Regions from separate parts of the Mus musculus genome. Here region 2 is linked to region 1. A link is a loop called in an ENCODE intact Hi-C map of the cell type or tissue named here. Cell type or tissue: left cerebral cortex. All regions are shown on one strand.

Region 1 (2,500 bases):
CGTCTCTGCCCTTTCTCTTTGCCTCGGGTGCGGAGGACTTTCTCAGGTCCACTGTTGAGTGTGCGGAGAGCACTCTGGATCACGTGGCTAGTGGGGCTGGACTCCTTCGTCTTTGACAGAAGGACTTCTCTCCAAGCCTCCCAGACACACTGACACAAACCTCTTCCTTACACCCCTTGTCGAAAGCCCAGCCCTGCGTGGTGTGGTACCCAGCTCGCCTATGTTGTTGCCGACAGTCCCAAGCTCCCATTACCCTCTTGCGCACGCTACCCTCCCCTCCTTTCTGCACACAGTGCTGTTCTGGCACAGACTCGTCTCCCTTCCGGGAATCTACATCTCCTTTCATTTTCAAAGCTTCTCCTGGTGACTTCCCGGGCTGCTAATAGGTTTACCAACCGGGTATCAGAACATTAGAACACCAGGCATTCTTCAGTCAACTGCCGGTCTCCTCCTATCTTCTCTTAATGGCCAGCCCCGCCCCCACCACATCCACACCGACCTCACACCTGGAGCCTCTATAGGGCAGGAGGTGAGATGAAGCTTGAGTGAAATCTTAACCACGCCCCCTCTTTACAGTGAGACCAGGGCAAGATAACTGCAGGGAGTCTCAGTGTCGCCACTGAGCACCCACAGGAGCTGATTCACAGCAGCTTGTAACTTCAGCTCCAGGGGATCCAATGCCCTCTTCTGGCTTCTGTGGGTACTACACCCACATGCACACACCTTCACATAGATACACACACATACACTGTAGTCTATACAAAATTTCATGAAAATGAGTTATGTGAATTAAAAAATTACCCAAATGATCTCATAACATTTTAGGTAGTTCTGTGAGTTTAAATTGGGCTGCATAGATATCTCTCTTGGGCCATAGGCTGGGCATGGCCGAACAGTAGAGTTTTCTTTAACTGTAAAGATGAACAAGATGTTCAATAAAATGAATAGAACTGTAGATTATCATGTTGAGTGAAAAGAGACTGGGGAGACAAGTGTTTCTTGCTTTACTTCTTTTTCGGAAGCTGGGAAGGGTGAAGAAGATACGAAACTGGAGACTGCCAGTGATACAGAAAAGAAAATGAAGAGGGCGAGGGGGTGTATAATCTGTAATAACAGAGGGGGTAATTGTGGCCAAGTACTTCTCAAACATGCATGGACCCTTCTGCACAGTTAATACGCATTGATAAAGAACTTGAACTATGTTGGAGCTTGGCTGCAAGGACAGCATTCTGGAGAGACTGGCCGCCCTATTTCCTGTCCCAAACAGGCTTTGGGCTGGGAGCCTGCTAAGAAGAGGCTGTGGCATCCGAAGCCTCACAACTTAGAGCTCTCTCTGGCAAGCGAGTATCAAAGCTGTACTGTTTTTTATGTCTTGGGTCCATTCATGACGAGGTATGTGGTGTTCAGGCCCTATGTCCGAGGCCTGTCAGGGTAGACCTGTGTGTCCCACACAGAAGCCATAGAAAGGCCCACTGGGCTGACAGGCGGGCTGAATCCCAAACACGTTCCTCGGGTGCCACCTGCTGGGAGAATGCGGTTCTGCAGCCATTTCTCCCACCAAGCTGTCTTTCAGGAAGAAGAAAGTTTATCATGTATTGTTTTGGATTAAAACATTTTTGAGACAGATTTTCTCTTCTCTGTCTATCTCTGGCAGTTTGGAACTTGCTGTGTAGATGATGTTGACCCCAGAGTTCCTCTTGCTTTGTCACTAAGAGCTGGGCTTAGCAGCCTGTGACACAATGTGGCAGTGGGCTCAGCATAGGAGTCTAAGCATCTGATAGCTGGTGGGTCAGAGTTAAAAACGGACAAATATGCTGTGGTGGGCGAACTCAGGATATCCAGGTCATAGAAAACTGATACAGAGGAGATATGTTCAGTGTTGATCATTCGCTTACCCTTTCCAACGCCTGGTCGCTGCTGTGCCTTGTGTGTGGTCGCTGCTCCGCCCCGTGCGTGGTTGCTGCTCTGACCCGTGAGTGATCACTGCTCTGTGCATGGTCACTGCTGTGCTCTGTGTGTGCCAAGCCTGAACTTACTCATTTTTAATCACAAGTTCATGGTGCCACAGAGCTGCCCTTAGGATCCTGTTACCCACAGCAATGGCCCAAAACTGAGACAATGACCAAAAGTTCACAATTACCCTTTCTTTATATTTATTTTCAAAGTATGTTGCTAACTGAGCGAGTTGAACAGTGCCTCAGCCTTACTTTCCCAGTTGGTTAGAAGGTAAGGCATTGTCTCAAGGTGCCACCACTGAGAGGTGGTGGAGTCTTCAAGAGATAGGGCTTTATGGAAGCTCTTACAGTCGGCGGCATGCCCTGGAAGTATATAGTACTACTCCAGGCCAATCGCTATTTTATCTTCACTTCCTGGCCATGCCGTAGGGGTTTTGCTCCACCACATCTGCAAATCAGCCAGACCAAAGATTTTAAAAGAGGGAGCCCAAGCAACCCTTCTCTCTTTGTAAGTTGATTCTGTCGGGTAGTTTGTTAAAGTGGTG
Region 2 (2,500 bases), 350 kb after region 1:
AGATGGATGGATGGGAGGATGAATGGATCAAGAAAAGGACACCCTTAGAAAGTTTACAGGTGATGGGAAATAGCCTGATGCAAAACAGATAGGAGTGGCCAAAGCATGCGACTGTTCCCGAACTGGAGGCATGTGTGCATGTGTGTGTGTGTGTGTGTGTGTGTGTGTGTGTGTGTGTGTGTGTGTTTATGTTGTGGTTTGAATGCTCATCTCTCCAGTTTCACCAGTAATATTAAAATCATCTTAGACACGTTTGTTTCTCCATTACCTTCCTAAGAGAGGCCTCCCTGCATTCCCCCCAGAGAGCCAGGGGGCTCCTTTCCCAGCACCCTCTATGTTATAGCACTTAACAGCCTGGGCTGCATTTGCATTCCTCTCTTCTTACTAAAGGATGAAATTCTTGAAGAGGGGTCTGTGCTTGTCATCTTCGTGTTCACCAACACCTGGATGGTCTGCCGCGGAAACGCATTGACTGAATGCATAGACATATGAGGGAATTGTTGGTGAGCTTAGTGGTAGATGGCAACAGGGACTGGGCTCAGAGATGTGATGCACCTTGCCACGGGTTCAAAACCCGTGTCCTCTGTTATTCTCTTCTGCTCTGTCCCAAAAGTTAGGTCATAAATGCTGACTGCTTACTTGCCAGGAAAGGCTATTTTGGCTTTCCTTTGGACCCTTTCCCTCATGCCCTAACCTACCTACTTCTGTATATTTGGGGTCTTGGTCTTGGGGAAGTGGGTGCCACTGTACATGAATTGGAGTAATCCCTTTGAGATATTTAGAAAGTGGGTCTGGATACGTGTGTAAAGATAATTCAGTGTGTGTCCTTGCTGGTGGCCCTGTGCTAGATGTTAGAGAAGATGCAGAAAAGGATGAGGCCTTGACCTGCAGGGCTGAAAGTAGATAGGAACAAGTCATGTTATAACAAGACTCCAAGGGAAAGAACAGTGAGTATTGAAGGGGGAAGGAAGGCTCCCTGAGTACGGCTATGTAGTGTGAATGAGATAAAGCGTCCTCTCCATTCACTTCTGTGTGACAGGGGTTGCATCACTTCTGAATTCCCAAGGGCCTGCCTGGGGTAGAGGAGAGGATTCTCGGAGCCTTTGGTTCTTCATGGCAATAGTCTGGGGAACATTCTGGACAGTTCAAGAGGTGGCACTCTGGGCAATGTATGAGCTCCCAAGGTTGCATTCAGAAGTGTCCCCTTTTGCCGCTGAATCAGCGTAATGAGAAGGAAGTGGGAAGGCAGCAGATCCTCCTCTAAGAATTGTTTCCCTGCCCCCTCCACTGACTTATATGCATCATCTCTGCGGCCACTTCGCACATAGGGACAGACTGCCATCTACTGTCCACTTTTATCCTCTGAGTCCTTCCTTTTCAGCCAGCTCCTTGTCCTTCCTTCTCCTCATCTTTCATCGTTACAGATACCACAGGGAAATAGACAGTAGGTGCTTATATGATAGTTTCTGCACAACTTAGCACACCATGATAGGTGGTTTTCCTCTCCACTTGGTGTTGTTTAAAAGGGGCTGCCTGGCATCTCTCTAGGCTTCCTAGGGTTCGTTAGCAGGAATACCATGCGAAAGGCAGGATCTCACCACCATGACCTTGGGGTATCCTTAGGAGATCGGAAAGCTACCCAGTAGGATGAAACACAGTGTATCTGAAAAAATGAAGATGACAGCAAGGACTGCAGTGGCTGTGGGGTTTACAGGAAAGTCCTTGCAGGGAAAAGGTAAGTGTGGACAGCTTGTCCTGCATCTCCACTCAGTAACTCTACTGGTAGGAAAGACGGCCCTGGTCCTGAAAGCTTGAGATGTCTTACGATTGTCCCCGAGCCAGTTGCTGTTTGATGCTCCTGGAGCAGGAGTGCAGGCACTGTAGCAATGGAGGGAGCGTGAAATTCTCCCTGCTACTCCTGAGTACCCCTTCTCATACCTCTCCTAGACTTTCTTTCAAGAGCACGCCTGCCCAGTGCGGGAGACAGAGCATCAGTGTCCTGACTCAAGTCTAAGACACCGTCCTGTCTGAATCCATTTCCCCCAGTAAGCAACCAAGAGTCTGTTGGGGTTTCCTTTAGGCTGTTTGTTTGTTTGTTTGTTTGATTGATTGATTGATTGATTTTTCTTTAACACCAGTCTTCTCTCAAGCCCAGGGTGACAAAGGATTCACTTTGTAGCCGAGGATGAGCCATGTACCTGAGTTAGTAGCAATTCTCCTGCTTCAGCCTGCCAAGCTGGGATGATAGGCATGTACCACCATACCTGGCTTGGCTTGTATTTTAATTCCGGTGAGATTACTTTGGAATAACTCTTTGTCTTATTCTTCAGGTGTTTTTGTTCTTAGTGTTCAAATTGCCTCCAAGGGAATTTTCAGAGTGTTTCTTTCCTGTTCTTGCCCTTAGATAAGGAAGTGTGCCTATGACAGAGGGCGGGGAGGGGCAGGACAGGAAGAGGGGGTGGATTCTATTGGGTATAGGAAAGCCACTCAAGTTTGAGGA

The links. A loop is a pair of places that touch in the nucleus more often than their neighbours do. Peaks named below come from ENCODE experiments on the same cell type or tissue, not always from the same donor. Only the 100,000 strongest peaks of a DNase experiment are listed, where the experiment ranks them.
Region 2: it touches region 1 in a loop (2.7-fold over the local background); 7 of 42 quality-filtered maps call a loop at or near these places.

Annotation. Positions count from the first base shown.
Region 1 is chr6:126,499,272-126,501,771 of GRCm38, reverse strand. All of the region lies in intron 1 of Gm38899 (a long non-coding RNA gene), which reads left to right. Among named protein-coding and RNA genes, the nearest start is that of Gm38899, 14 kb to the left of the region's middle. In left cerebral cortex, CTCF peaks have their summits at 705 (motif pointing left) and 1,534 (motif pointing left); a DNase peak (open chromatin) is centred at 1,522.
Region 2 is chr6:126,153,325-126,155,824 of GRCm38, reverse strand. The region is part of intron 1 of Ntf3 (neurotrophin 3); the gene reads left to right. Among named protein-coding and RNA genes, the nearest start is that of Ntf3, 10 kb to the left of the region's middle. In left cerebral cortex, a CTCF peak has its summit at 1,351 (motif pointing left); a DNase peak (open chromatin) is centred at 1,323.